2 separate regions of the Homo sapiens genome follow, and region 2 is linked to region 1. A link is an interaction called in ENCODE POLR2A ChIA-PET data of the cell type or tissue named here. Cell type or tissue: GM12878. All regions are shown on one strand. Links, peaks and the distances in the headings refer to the core of each region. The heading gives the core; the rest is flanking DNA. Region 1 has its middle 33 kb from the start of NUCB2. Region 2 overlaps PIK3C2A (phosphatidylinositol-4-phosphate 3-kinase catalytic subunit type 2 alpha).

What was found. ChIA-PET counts read pairs that join two places held together with the same protein. Peaks named below come from ENCODE experiments on the same cell type or tissue, not always from the same donor. Only the 100,000 strongest peaks of a DNase experiment are listed, where the experiment ranks them.
Region 2: POLR2A ChIA-PET joins it to region 1 with 6 read pairs; 3 of 35 experiments call an interaction of 5 or more read pairs at or near these places.

Annotation. Positions count from the first base shown.
Region 1 is chr11:17,239,432-17,247,309 of GRCh38, forward strand. No RefSeq gene overlaps it. Among named protein-coding and RNA genes, the nearest start is that of NUCB2, 33 kb to the right of the region's middle. In GM12878, for the core only: no CTCF peak of the experiment used is centred there; a DNase peak (open chromatin) is centred at 4,770.
Region 2 is chr11:17,155,117-17,162,994 of GRCh38, forward strand. PIK3C2A (phosphatidylinositol-4-phosphate 3-kinase catalytic subunit type 2 alpha) reads right to left here. Exons shown (of 33, transcript NM_002645.4): 3 at 410-513. Among named protein-coding and RNA genes, the nearest start is that of PIK3C2A, 49 kb to the right of the region's middle. In GM12878, for the core only: no CTCF peak of the experiment used is centred there; no DNase peak of the experiment used is centred there.

The DNA.
Region 1 (7,878 bases), core at 2,456-6,455:
AGGAGGATCTAGCCTCCTAGGTAAGTCAACAGAGAGAAATGAGGGCATGTATCTTTCAAATATGTCAATCCTATGACAGTGATGTCTCTCTGTTGATGACTGGATTAGCATTTGGCATTTGGCTCTTGTGTACTTTGGGCAGCCCAAGTCTATCATCTCTGAGGCTCTGGTCATGCTGGGGACTTTCAAAGGAAAGGACAGATCAAGCCAGACTTGCTTTACACACTGTTATGGGCAGAATTATATCCCCACTGACATATCATATTTTGAAGTCCTAACCCTCAGTACCTCAGAAAGTGACTGTATTTGGAGATAGGACCTTTAAAGAGATGACTAAGTTAAATGAGATGGTTAGGGGGCCCTAATTCAATCCGACTGATGTCCTCATAAGAAGAGGAGATTAGGACACACAGAGAGACACTAGGGATGCACACACAGAGAAAGGGCCATATGAGGAAACAGTAAGAAAGCAGTCATCTTAGCAAGGCGTGAAAGCTTACACCTGGAATCTCAGCACTTTGGGAGGCTGAGGCGGGTCGATCACTTGAGCCCAGGAGTTCAAGACCAGCCTGGGCAACATGGTGAAACCCTGTCTCTACAAAAAGTACAAAAAATTAGTTGGGCATGGTGGTGCATGTCTGTGGTCCCAGCTACCCCAGAAGCAGAGGTGGGAGGATCACTTGAGCCCAGGAAGTCGAGGCTGCAGTGAGCTGAGATTATGCCACTGCACTCCAGCCTGGGCGTGGAAGTGAGACTTTGTCTCAAAAAAAAAAAAAAAAAAAAAAAAAAGAAAAAGAAAGAAAGCAGCCATCTACAAAGCAAGGAGAGGGGCCTCAGAAGAAACCAAACCTGCTGACAACTTGATCTTGACTTCCAGTCTCCAGAACTTCAGGAAAATAAATTTCTGTTGTTTAAGCCACTCAAGTTGTGAAATTTTGTTATGGCAGCCCCACCAGACTAATATAGACAGTGCCAAGAAAAATCACCTGAAGGGTCTTATTACAATGTAGATTTGGATTCATTAGGTCTAGGAGGGAGCATGAGATGCCTTTTTTTTTTTTTTTTGAGAAAGAGTCTTTCTCTGTTGCCCAGGCTGGAGTGCAGTGGTGAGATCGTGGCTCACTGCAACCTCTGCCTCCCAGGTTCAAGCGATTCTCCTGCCTCAGCCTCCCGAGTAGCTGGGATTACAGGCATGGACTACCACAGCCAGCTAATTTTTGTATTTTTGGTAGAGACAGGGTTTCACTATGTTGCCCAGGCTGGTCTTGAACTCTTGACCTCAAGTGATCCACCCGCCTCAGCCTCCCAAAGTGCTGGGACTACAGGCAAGAGCCACTGCTCCCAGCCTGAGATGCCAAATTTCTAACAAGCTCTCAATTGATACTGATGCTGCTGGGTCACACTTTGAGCAGCAAAGCTGCAAACAACCATCAACACTTCCAGTTACACTTCTACTTTCTTTCTTTCCTTCCTTCCTTCCCTTCCTTTCCCTCCTTCCCTCCTCTTCCTTCCTTCCTCTTTCTCCTTCCTTCCCTCCTTCCTTTCCTTCCTTTCTTCCTTTCTCTCTCTCTTCCTCCCCTTCCTTCCTTTCCTCCCTCTCTCCCCTCTTCACTCCCCTCCCCTCCCTCCTTCACTCCCTCACTTCCTTCCTTCCTTCCTGTCACCCAGGATGGAAAACATTATGGCCCAATCATAGTTTACCACAATCTTGAACTCTTGGGCTAAAGCAATCCTCTGGCCTTGGCCTCCCGAAGTGCGAGGATTACAGGCATGAGCCATTGCGCCTGGCCATACTTCTGTTTTCAACAAGGATTCATCCATAATATTTATCATCCCTTCTATTTTGAAGGTCATAAATGTCCAATTCAGAACCTAATGCTTGCTGTTTAGGCCCTCTATATCTAGAGACTTAGAGCAAGCCTTTGACTTGTTTTGTTCGTCTTTGTCCCTTTATACCTAGACATGGGTCAGGATAGGGCAGTAATAGGTGTCCAAATCTCCCTCTCTTTGGGCCAGGGCAGGACCAGCACTAGCTAAATGGCTGCTTAAGCCAGGTGTCTTGCCTGAGGTAGACTGAAGCTGAGAGAGAACCTCGGGGAGGCTCAAAGGCAGAAGCAGAGACAGCTGAATCGAATCTGGTCAGTGTAGCTGGGCATGGTGGCATGCACCTCTATTCCCAGCTACTTGGGAGGCTGAGGCCAGAGGACCTCTTGAGCCCAGGAGTTTGAGGCTGCAGTGAGCTGTGATTGAGCCACTGCACTCCAGTCTGGGAGACAGAGTGAGACTCCAACTCTTAAAAAAAAAAAAAAAAAGAAAGAAAGAAATTGCTTGGTGAACTTACTGGGCAGGAGCTGGATAAGTGAGAAAATAGCCTGAGAGGAGGGTGAATGATTGCTTTAGCACCAGGTAGCTTCAAACTATTTGGTTTAGAGAGGCAGAGTCTGATAGACCCTGAACTGGCAGCTAGCATAATGGTATCATCACTGCTGTTACAGGCGAGGCTGAATTTGAATAGATAACATTTACAAGCTATATTCAGACTTGAATTTGCTGAAATAAGAGACAGGCAATTCAGGGCATTTGAGAGTATCTTATTTTTCAAAATTTATATTTGCTCATCTGAAAAAATGAGAGAGATAAATGAAAATGAATGGATTGGCCAGGTGCGGTTTCTCATGCCTGTAATCCCAGCACTTTGGGAGGCCGAGGCGGGCAGATCACTTGAGGTTAGGAGTTTGAGACCAGCCTGGCCGACATAGTGAAACCCTGTCTCTACTAAAAATTCAAAAATTAGCCAGGCGTCACGGCAAATGCTTTTAATCCCAGCTACTTGGGAGGCTGAGGCAGGAGAATTGCTTGAACCTGGAGGGAGAGGTTGCAGTGGGCTGAGATCATGCCACTGCACTCCAGCCTGGGGCAACAGAGCGACAGTGTCTAAAAAATAAAAAATAATTTAAAAAAGAAAGAAAATGAATGGATTATGTGAAACTTAGTTATAGACAAGATTAAAATTCATCTGTAATCTTTAGATGAATGGTGTTATATGAGAATAAAGTACAATGTGTCAGAAGAAACAATTACCACTGTGCTAATAAACTATCACTTAATTACAAAAATAAAATCCTTCAAGTCCTCAAACTTGCCACTGTGGTTTTTCCTCTCACAAAGGAAATCCTGTTATAATTCTTAAATCCAAATGAAGGCATTTTAATATTCCCTTTTCCTGCAAGCTAAATGTCTTATTGAATTATAAAACAGAAAATTTTCATCTCAGAAAGTTTTACTCAATTTTTTGTATCCCCCAAATAATGCTTAAAGCTGTTCAAAGTTTTAATTATTACAAAACACTTAAGATAAAAGCTTGTAATCCCTCAAAGCAAATCACAACAAATCCAAGGGCTTTCTTTTCTTCAAAGGGAACTGTCTAAATAAAGGGGGAAAACTGTGTAATAAGCTAAGCATAATATTGTTGGCTGCTTCATAATAACCAACAGGCACACAATGGCTTGGGGCCTAGCAAGCAACAAAGAATAATTCTTCATCACATAGTCTTCACTTTGATTTCAGCTAGATGTCTGACCATGGTGAACCAGTTTATCAACATTAGCCTCCCTTTTCTTCCCTGTAAAATGAGGGATTGGTTCCAAGTCTTTGCTATTGTGAATAGTGCCACAATGATAGACTGGATTAAGAAAATGTGGCACATAGACACCATGGAATACTATGCAGCCATAAAAAAGGATGAATTCATGTCCTTTGTAGGGACATGGATGAAGCTGGAAACCATCATTCTCAGCAAACTACCGCAAGGACAAAAAACCAAACACCGCATGTTCTCACTCATAGGTGGGAATTGAACAATGAGAACACATGGACACAGGAAGGGGAACATCGCACACTGGGGACGGTTGTGGGGTGGAGGGAGCGGGGAGGGATAGTGTTAGGAGATATACCTAATGTTAAATGACGAGTTAATGGGTGCAGCACACCAACATGGCACATGTATACATATGTAACAAACCTGCACGTTGTGCATATGTACCCTAAAACTTAAAGTATAATAATAATAAAAACAAACAAACAAAACAAAACATTGAGTTAAAAAAAAATGAGGGATTGGACTAGCTGGTACCTAGTCCCCACATTTCATTGATTCAGTAAAAGCCTGCTTTTGATTTTGAGAGCATCAAAAACTATTTACCATCAAAAAGAGCATCGAAAAATAAGAGCGGACCCAAGAGGTGAAGCAACTCTCCCCTGGTTACACAGAAGCAGAGCTAGGATTAAACTCCAAGGTGTCTGACTTCCAGGACAGGAGCATTTTCCATAATGTCATGCGGCTTGAAATTCTTTCCAGAGATGAGCTTTCCTGCTATATGTATGAAATTGTAACCAAAATAAACATAAACTACATAAAACATTAAGCTAACATAACTTCTTCTTTCTTTTTTTTTTTTTTTTTTTTTTTGAGACAGGTTCTCATTCTGTCACCCAGGCTGGAGTGCAGTGGCACGATCTCAGCTCACTGCAACATCTGCCTCCTGGGTTCAAATGATTCTCCTGCCTCAGCCTCCCGAGTAGCTGGGATTACAGGCATGCACCACCATGCCCAGCTAATTTTTGTACTTTTAGTAGAGACAGGGTTTCACCATGTTGGCCAGGCTGGTCATAACATAACTTCTTCTAAGGAAATGATTATTTCCCTGGGTGGCTTAATATAAGTCATAAGTAACTGATTGTGGTCAGAAGTGTGGATGTAATTATTTCTAGGGAACCACATGAAAGCAGGTCAAGTTCTCATACACAGCAAAAATGCCTGTTTTCAAGACCAAGCAGTACTGATCCTCTTGGTATACGAGTGACCTGTGAGCAGAGACCATGCCTGGCCCATCTGTGTAGTTAGCAAGGCAGGTATTCTGCACCTTGGAGATCATCCCATGAGTGTAGGGCCTGGGAGCAGGACTGAGGCAAAGGAGTTGGCTCAAGCATTAGGGAGGGGCATCTCCGGAAGACAAGGCAGGTATGGAAGGAGATCTTATAATAGTAGCCAAACATAAATCAGTCCTGTGCATAGGCACATGAGTAGAAATGTCAGGTATCCTCAACCATAGTTCCACACAACTCGGGGATGAGGAAGGGAACTGTAGAGAAAAGAAACCCCATCTGTGTTTTCTAAATATATTATATCCCTCCCCACCCTTCTTCCTTTGAGAAAGTTTTAAAGTTATTATATATTTAACATTAGTGTATCTGAACATATTACTAGAAAAGGGATAAACTGCATGACAAAATGACTCATTTAAAAATTTCTATGATTTCTATATTTATGTAATATTTATATAACGCTTAGTAGTGCCAGGCACTGTTATAAGTACTTGCAAATAAATATTAAGTCATTTAATCATTTTAAGAACTCTATGGTAAGTAACCTATTATCTCTATTTTACAAATGAGGAAACTGAGGCACAGAGAGATAAGTAAATTGCCTGAGGACATATGGCTAGTAAGGAGCAGAGCCTAGGCGGTTTGCTCCTGATTCTATGCTCCTAACCACCAAGCTTCACTTTCTCCTTGAGAAAGGACTACAAAGGAAGTGGTAAGAGTGGGCATTTCTCCCTTTGCTGCTCAGCTTCTTTTTTTTTTTTTTTTTTTTTTTTGAGACAGGAGTCTCGCTCTGTCACCCAGGCTGGAGTGCAGTGGTACAATCTCAGCTCACTGCAACCTGCGGCTCCTGGGTTCAAGTGATTCTCCAGCCTCATCCTCCTGAGAAGCTGGGACTACAGGTGCGGGCCACCACATCCGGCTTTTTTTTTTTTTCTTTTTTTTCAGTAGAGACGGGTTTCATCATGTTGTCCAGGCTGGTCTCGAACTCCTGACCTCAGGTGATCCGCCCGCCTTGGCATCCCAAAAGTTGGGATTACAGGTGTCAGCCACTACACCTGGCCATTGGCTGCTCAGCTTCTAAGCTCACTTCTTAGGTTAGGAGAATCTTGGTGAGACTTGAAAGAGGCAGAGTCACTTCCCACTCTACAAGCTGAAAATGGCAGATACTCATATTCCAAGCACATGCCAGCCTCAGCCATTCTGATGCACTAAACAGCTTAAATCCAAAGCTAATGATAAAAGGAGGGCCCAGAAAATCCTCTGTGGAGGCAGTGGAAGCTTCAGAGGCCTCGGTTCCAGAACCGGTTTAGGCAGCACAGAGAGAATAGTTAAGAGGGTGGGTTGGAGGCAGAAGCCTGGCTTTAAGTCCTGGCTCTGACCCTTGAGCAGGATGCCTAACCTCTCTTTGCTTCAAATGTCTAATCTGTAAAATGAGGGTCCTTAAGGAGATGATAATTGCAGACCTTTGTTGAGAGATGACCCTCTTCCAGGTGCCACATTTTACCTCTGTCCTACTGGATAATTGTCACAACAATCTGAGCAATAGTATGGGTATTTTTCTTACTCTCATTTTACAGAGGAGGAAATTGATGCACAGAGGAGGTAACCTGTACAAGAACATGTCACCATAAAGTGAGGGAGTATAAGTAGGCACAATTTCAATTAATTAATAAAAACCATCTAAAAAATGTTCACGGCCGGGCACGGTGGCTCACGCCTGTAATCCCAGCACTTTGGGAGGCCGAGGCGGGCGGATCACAAGGTCAGGAGTTTGAGACCAGCCTGGCCAATATAGTGAAAACCCGTCTCTACTAAAAATACAAAAAAATTAACCAGGCATGGTGGCACATGCCTGTAATCCCAGCTACTTGGGAGGCTGAGGCGGGAGAATTGCTTGAATCCTGGAGGCAGAGGTTTCAGTGAGCTGAGATTGTACCACTGCACCCCAGCCTGGGCCACAGAGCAAGACTCTGTCTCAAAAAAAAAAAAAAAAAGGAAAGGATACAGAAAAAAAATCTAAGTTTCCTTCATACCTCTGCCTCACTCAGTACTCTTCACCCTTAGGAGCAACTGTTCTCTCACTCAATTTTTCTCTCACGCTCAACTTTGAACTCAACTAGCTTAAGTAGCTGAAGAATCTTCTGCCCCAGCCTTTCCTTCAGTCTCCTTTCAACATTTTCTCCAGCGAGAAAATTTCAGACTTGGAGAAACAGATTCCTCATTCTCCATCTGATTCTCTTTACTCTTTTCCTTGATTCTGCAACATAAAAGTCTAGGAACCATCTGGGCACGGTGGCTCTCACCTGTAATCCCAGCACTTTGGGAGGCCAAGGCGGGTGGGTCACGTGAGGTCAGGAGTTCGAGACTAGCCTGGCCAACATAGTGAAACCCTGTCTCTACTAAAAATACAAAAATTAGCTGGGTGTGGTGACTCACGCCTGTAATTCCAGCTACATGGGAGGCTGAAGCACGAGAATCACTTGAACCCAGGAGGCAGATGTTGCAGTGAGCCAAGATCGTGCCACTGCCCTCCAGCCTGAGTGACAGAGCAAGACTCCACCTCAAAAAAAAAAAAAAAAAAAAAAAAAAAGTCTAGGAACCAACCTGAAAAAACTGAACTTTCATTAGAGGGTTTGAGAGTTAACGTATTAATGTAGAAGGTTTGAACATATAATGTATTAATGTGAAGGTTCGAATATTAATACATTAATAATTTTTGTAGTCATCACCCAAGCAGGCTGGGACTAAAGGCATAAGCCACTGTGCCCAGCTGTTTGTAGTTCTTTTTTTTTTTGGAGACAGAGTCTCGCTTTGTCACCCAGGCTGGAGTGCAGTGGTGCCATCTCTGCTCACTGCAACCTCCACCTCCCAGGTTCAAGCGATTCTCCTGTCTCAGCCTCCTGAGTAGCTAGGACTACAGTTGCAAGCCACCACGCCCAGCTAATTTTTGTATTTTTAGTAGAGATGGGGTTTTGCCATGTTGGCTAGGCTGGT
Region 2 (7,878 bases), core at 2,046-6,045, 85 kb before region 1:
AAATATATTTGCTCTTCTAAACTTGCCTATTATAATATCATCTCTTAAATATGTTGAACAGTATTTTGAATGCTAGAAAGTTTACAGCAAAATTAAGTCTCTCTAAAACAAAAGTAGGTATTTTTTAAGTGTACTGAAGCTTACAGGTAAGTCATATTTTTCACTGGTTATTACAGTATCAGAAGTCTACTGTCTGACCTCAATTTTTTCTTCCAAATATTAAGAAATCTAACAGGTGAAGATACAAGTTCAACTGTGGTTTGTGATAACGTGCCAATTAACTCTTTGACTTGAAATGTTAGCCACAAGAAGAAAATAATTAAAATTTTTAAAATTTTAGAATTATTAGCACTAAACTGGTTTTCAAGTGAATTTTTCAAATGAACATTTATAAAGAAAAATTCCTTACTTTGTAATGGATCGACAAAAAGCTGCCATCTCCTCATTCTGTACTTCAACTTCTTGAAGAAGAGAACTTCCAGTTGGCAAACTACTGGTCCCATTTGGGTCTTTCTGTAATTAAAAAAGTGTTTTTATTTTAAAAGTGGAAGATCCACAAAATGCTACATAGCAGCACAGCACAAACACATTTTTATGAAAATATGTACAAAGCAATGGAGGTAAAATAAATCATATCAATAACAAATTTTTAAATTATATATTTCTATCTTTGTAAAAGTAATGTCAACTAAGCCTTATTTTCGTTCCTTGGTTTTACTTGCTCAATAGTAGAAACAGGCTATACCGGTCAGTAAGAATGGAATGCTAAAGACCTTTCCATTCAAAATATTCCTAAAATAGACACTTTAGAAATTTTACAACTAAATGAAATTAAAGGACTCTCTGTTTTAAGAATATGAAGAGATCAAGCCCATTTGGGACTCTTCTAATCAGCCAGAAATTCTATATATTCAACTAGGACCCAAATCCCAAGAAAGATGGTTTTTTATGTAAGAGAATGGGCATTTTCTAGGTTAATAAACTTATACTAACATCCTCACAATCCCTAAAAAGCTAAGTTTACGTCTGGTCAAAAACTGTTTACAGCTTTCAGGGAGATCAATTCACCACCCAAGCATAGCCAAACAGCAGAGTCCATTGAGAGTGTTTTGACACTACATAAAAATAACTTGATTTGGTGCAAATTTCAAATATAAATTCCCTTTAAAATTAGAATTGGAACATTCTCAATTCAAAATTCAGTGAGAACAAAGTGCGTATATTTCAAGAGCTATAACAGATTTCAATGACTATGGCACACAAAAAGACTTTTTTTTCTTTGTTTTTTGAGACAAGGACTCATTCTGTCACCTAGGTTAGAGCACAGTCACTCAACAATGGCTCACTGCAGCTTTGACCTCCTGAGGTCAGGTGATCCACCTCAGCCTCCCAAGTAGCTGGGACTACAGGCATGGGCCACCCCACCTGGCTAATTTTTGTATTTTTTGTAGAGTCGGGGTTTTACCATGTTGCCCAGGATGATCTCAATCTCCTGGGCTCAAGCAATCTGCCTGCCTCAGCACACAAGATGATTCTGTGTGAGAAAATTAAACTGAAAATTTAGGTCAACAATTCCTTTATGAGTTTCCTTCCTTTAAAACATGTCAGAGCCCTTTCTGCTAGAATGTGATATACACATTTGGAGAAAAAAATAAATACTTCGAGTGCTACAAAACCACAATTAAAAGTAACAAGTCTCCTGGGGAAAAGAGAGTTAAGGTAGACTACTGAATATCAATGTAGCCAGGTGTGGCATTGCACACTTGTAGTCCCAGGTACCCAGGAGGCTAAATTAAGAGGGTCACTTGAGCCCAGAAGTTCGAGGCCAGCCCAAGCAACACAGTGAAGCCCCATCTCTAAAAATAAAAATAATTTTTTATATCAATATAACTCTGTAATCAAAGCCCTAACTAAAACGATAATAGGACCTTATAAAAATACTAGCACAGTTAAATGTCTGCTCCCATTTGCACCTAGCATTTCATCCTTTGAAGCCTAAAACCCTGGGGCTCTTGTTTCCTCATTTGAGATATGAATTCTTCAGGACATATGCTTCTAGTCAACACCAATTGCAATGAAGTTAAAAGTACAGTACCACTGTGGGAGGCCAAGGCAGGCGGATCACCTGAGGTCAGGAGTTCAAGACCAGCCTGGCCAACATGGTGAAACCTTGTCTCTACTAAAAATACAAAAATTAGCCAGGCGTGGTGGCAAGTGCTTGTAATTCAAGCTACTCAGGAGGCTGAGGCGGGAAAATTGCTTGAACCTGGGAGGCAGAGGTTGCAGTGAGCTGAGATCGTGCCACTGCACTCCAGCCTGGGCAACAAAGTGAGACTCTGTCTCAAAAAAAAAAAAAAAAAAAAAATTCAAAGAGAAATGTTTTTGCAGCCTCTTGGTCTGCAAACATCGTTATAGCTGACAGATTAATACTGTGGAATGTGAAACTGTTCTTGAAGCCACTCATTTTCATTAATAAGAGGACACTTCTGCAGGATTCTCAGTGTTTTCCTAATATCTTCATATAGTGCTAAAGCTTTCCCTTAGGTTGTGAGAAGTTTGTTTCTGATTATTTCAAAAAGTTAATATGCCGGGAAAGATTACGTCTGAACTAATGCTACTTCCCCATTGTATTGACCTCAGTCTCATAGTTACCAATCACATATCAATCAATTTGTATTACAGAAGCAACCACTATGACAAATAGACTATATTACTCTAAAGAATGGGATTTTATATTTCCTAGCAAATCCTCTGGTTTCACACTCCAAATCTGCCACAATCTAATCCAATCTTATTTCCCAGAATCTCCCTAAAGATTTCTATGTTCCAGTTAGCTTGAATCATATCCTGTTCCTATAAAACACAAATCAAGCTATCCTGCCTCTGGACTTTTCCCTTCACCTTCCTCTTAAACTTCCTTCACCACATGTGTCAAAAATCTATTAATTTTTGGCTGGGCACGGTGGCTCATGCCTGTAATCCCAGCACTTTGGGACGCCGAGGCAGGCAAATCACCTGAGGTCGGGAGTTCAAGACCAGCCTGACCAACTGGAGAAACCCCATCTCTACTAAAAATACAAAATTAGCCGGGCGTGGTGGTGCATGCCTGTAATCCCAGCTACTCGGGAGGCTGAGGCAGGAGAATCACTTGAACCCGGGAGGCGGAGGTTGCAGTGAGCCGAGATCGTGCCATTGTACTCCAGCCTGGGCAATAAGAGCAAAACTCCGTCTCAAAAAAAAATAATAATAATAATAAATATATATATATATAATTATATATCTACAGGCATTCATTTATATACTTATTTATCAAAAAAGCTCTAATAGGTGGGAACTATTATTACTCCCATTTTATGGAAAAAATGAGGCACAGATGAGTTAATTAACTCACAAGGTCATACAGCTAATATAGGCAGAGTGTGAATTTCAACCCAGGCAGTCTGGCTTCAATGTCACATGCTTAATCACCATGCTAATCTGTCTCTCAAAAGAATATCCTTAAAAATCCTTAAAAACACAATGTGAAAAACAACGTTGTGACCTTTGTGGGAGCAGTGCTGGGAAAACCTAAAGCTTTGCTTGACCCAAGAATCATCTTTCCCTGAAGAACTGTTCTTCATGTTTTACTTATTTTAAAAACAGATTCTGAATCTCCTTAGGTGGCATTTTAGGATTTAAAAAAAATAATAATAGTTGTATTTTTTGCTGTGTCTCTCGTGAATTAGGTCTTTCCTTTTATTCAAGTTACGAGTTTGAATTAACAAAAACTGAATATAATAATTATCTAGTCACACATCAAGGTAATAATAGAATCTGGAAAGTTAACTCAAATGTTAAAGTCTGTAAAGGGTAAAAAATAGCTAGGCTGCCAATATTTCACCTCAAACATTAACAGTTTTGGGTTTTTCCCTCTGCTCTTTCTGGAATAAAAAATACATATATTTTACACCTATTCCCTTCACCCATACTCCCACCCCACTTCCAAACTCCACACAAACAAACCAAAGCATCAAATCATCTCTTTTCTCCATGGATCTTGCACAGACTTTTCTTCTGTGGCACTCAAGACTTTCTATTTTGTACTGCATTTATACACATTCACATCTTGTCTCCCCTTTCTAGCCCAAGTTCTTTAATGGTGAAGTCCACAAATGATTAGTATGTGCAATCCTCACACTGTATAACCACACACATTTTTTAACAAATGAAAGAGATATATGATAATCAATAAGAAAACACTGCCAATGCATTAGCCAATACCTGGAACAAAGAAAGAAGTTTGCAGGGGAAGATACAAAGTTCTCTAGTAAATATGTTGTGTTTGAAAATCCATGTAGATGTTTAGGTCATCGTCTAGAAATGTTCTACTCCAGAAATATTCTATTCCAGAGCTAGAAACAAAGATTTAGTGATCATCCAATTTCTGTAATTTTTTACAGGGAACTCACTCTCTCTGTTAACTGCTGTCAGCATCCATCAGGATCACTGAGACAGCAAATTCTCAGTCAGTAGTCTTTGGGTCAAGCTCCATTAAGAGGAAACAGTCTCTTTGGGAAGCTAAAGGAGACATAAGGGCCTGTATCTGTGAGGCACAGAACTGGGACATCTCTTTATTTTCGTATATATGGAATGGCTTATGCAATTATGAGCTGACAAGTCTCCAGATCTGCAGCTGGCAAGCTGGAGACAAAGGAGAGCAATGGTGCAGTTGCAGAACGCAGGAAGGGCCAATGCTTCTGTTTTAGTCCAAAGGTAGGAAAAAAATTGATGTTCCAGCTTCAAAGCAGTCAAGCAGGAGGAGTTTCCCCCTTACTTTTGGGAGGGTCATTCTGCAGGCCTTCAACTAATTGGATGAGGCTCACTCACATTAAGCAGGGAATTTGCTTTATCCAGCTGACCAATTCAAACATTAATCTGACCCAAAAACACGCTCATAGAAATACCCAGAATAATGTCTGATCAGATATCTGGACACCTCATGGCCTAGTCAAGCTGAAACATAAAATTAACCATCACAGCATCTCGAGCATAGACAGCCAAGGAGTCACATTACTACAAGGGTCTAGATCAGTAGCTTTCAATTTAAGTAAATTGGAGCCTCAAGAATAAAGCACTGGCCAAGGGAAAACAAGTAAAGCATTATTAAAAACAACCAAGAACAAAACCTTTGGAGGAATGCCTATGTTTAAAGGCTAGACAAAGAAAAAGGAGTCAAAAATCACAGGAAGAAAAATAGGAAGTAGATTTACCCAGGGCAACAGAAGTTTCAAGAAAAGGATGTAGTCAATTTTTAAAAAATAAGCAAAAGGGCTAAATGGTGAATATGGTCGAGGGATTGGCAATTCTATAACATAATGGGAATAACAGAAGGAGAGCAAGAGACTGGAAAGGCAGTGAGTACAAATTCCTTTTTAAAGAGTAATAACTTTAAGGACAGGTGTGGTAGCTCATATCTGTAATCCTAGCACTTTGGGAGGCAGGTGGATAGCTCTAGTCCAGGAGATGGAGACCAGCCTAGGCAACATAGTGAAACCCCATCTCTACACAATATACAAAACTTAGCTAGGTATGATGGCATGCCCCTGTAGTCCCAGCTACTCAGGAGGTTGAGGCAGGAGGATGGCTCGAACCCAGGAGACAGAGGTTGCAGTTAGCCGAGGTTGCACCATTACACTCTAGCCTGGATGACAGAGCAAGACCCTGCCTTAACAAAACCAAACCAAAACAAAACAAACAAACAAACAGTAATAACTTTGGGGAAGACAGGAACAAACAGGAACAAAAAAAACAGTTAAGTTTTGGAAAAGGGAAGGAACATCTCTTCCTTTCAAACCAGAAAGATGAGGGAAATGTGAGGTGAGCAGTTCACACATGGATGGCCTTGACCTCAATTTAAAAGAAAAAAAATGGTAGAGAGTTGGCAGAGGTGAGTTTGGAGGTTTAAGGAAAGTGGTGAAGGTTTAAAATAATTCACAAAAATTTATCATTAATACTCTGTAAAGTAGTTACAAGAATATGGGGAAGATTTATACCTATACAAGTTCAAGGTTCATGCCACATTACCCAGAAATTATATGGAACACAACACCAAGTTTTCAATAAATGCACTTTAAACATTAAATACATATTACTTTTCAGAAGAAAGTTGGTTACATCCTTAATTGGACTTTTTCCCAAAGAAACTTATATTTACTGTTCAAATATACTCAGTCAGACTATGAAAATCACATTTTGTTTAACTTTTGCTCTTCTTTAAAATTAATAATAGACATTTTGCCAATGGGGATATGTTTAAAATGTTAATACAATTAACTTTTAGAAAGAGTTTACAACCAAAGAACTTTGCAAAGCCACCTCTATGACAATAATTTGATCTATTATAAAATTCTTTGAAATCTGCTCAAAGTAGTTAAATTCACAGCTATTAACTAAAAGCCTGATTTAAACTTAAATTTCCAGAAGACAGTTTTAAGTATTATGTCTTTTACTGGTTTTGGTCACAAAAAATTGGAACTAATGTATTTAGGTTATTATTAATAAAACAAAGGACACTAGATGGAAACAGGAAGTAAGCTTGCTGAGTGAGAAGAAAAATACCCTCTGTGTTGAGTTTTTACCACAAAGCACAAAATTCTTACAGGAAATGAACACTTAAGCATGTGAAGTAATTATAAAGAATAGGCATTGCAATATTATTTTCCAATAAAAAATATCAGGGAAAAGTTTGTAAGTAGAGATGAATGGTGTGTGAAAAATTAAAAGCTCCGTGCCAATGAATTGTGCCATGGATTTCCAAAGTCAGCCTATTACCAGTGTTCAGTTTATCTCCCTATTTTGGTCTACATAAAACCAAACTTTATCTTCCTGTACACAAACAAAATGAAATCTTAGCACTAACAAGAAGGCTTAGAACTTTTTCATACAAAAATCCATTCTGGGCCGGGCGCAGTGGCTCACATCTGTCATCCCAGCACTTTGGGAGGCTGAGGTGGGTGGATCACCTGAGGTCACGAGTTCAAGACCAGCCTGACCAATAATGGTGAAACCCCATCTCTACTAAAAATAGAAAAATTTGCCGGGTGTGGTGGCAGGTGCCTGTAATCCCAGCTACTCAGGAGGGAGGCTGAGAGAGGAGAATTGCTTGAACCCGAGACGTGGAGGTTGCAGTGAGCCAAGATTGCATCACTGCACTCCAGCCTGGGCGACAGAGTGAGACTCCATCTAAAAAAAAAAAACAAAAACAAAAACAAAATCCTATCTATAGCATTTATAACAGGTGCATGCCAAGCCTCTAAGTCAATGTCTCAAATAATTGTGTTTACAACTGTTAAATTTAGCCTAAACCTGCCTCCTAACACATTTTAAGTTCAGCCTAACAATTTCTCCATGCATAGTGAACTGTAACCTAACTGGATGTGTACAACAAACTGTAACCTACTCTTGTGCCAATCACCAAGTTTCGGCCAATCAAGGGTGGCCAACTGTTCAAAACCTGTTCAAATAAGGCAAACATCAAGCCATAACCAATTCAGCTGCTTCTGTACCTCGTTTCCATTTTCTGTACATCACTTTCCTTTTCTGACCATAAATCTTCCACCACATGGCTGCACTGGAGTCTCCCTGAACCCATTCTGCTTCAGGGGCTGCCTGATTTGTGATCTCTTCTTTGCTGAATTAAACTATGTTAAATATGTCTAAAGTTTTTCTCTTAACACAACCTGAGAGCAACCATCATGAAATGTCTCTTTCTAAGTTCCTTTATAGATATTTAACCATGAAACCTGTCTCCCTGACTTTCTTCCCCATTGGTTCTTGTTCTACTTTTTAGGACAACAGATTTTAAAATTAAGCTACTAAACTGAATTCTCAATTCACAGA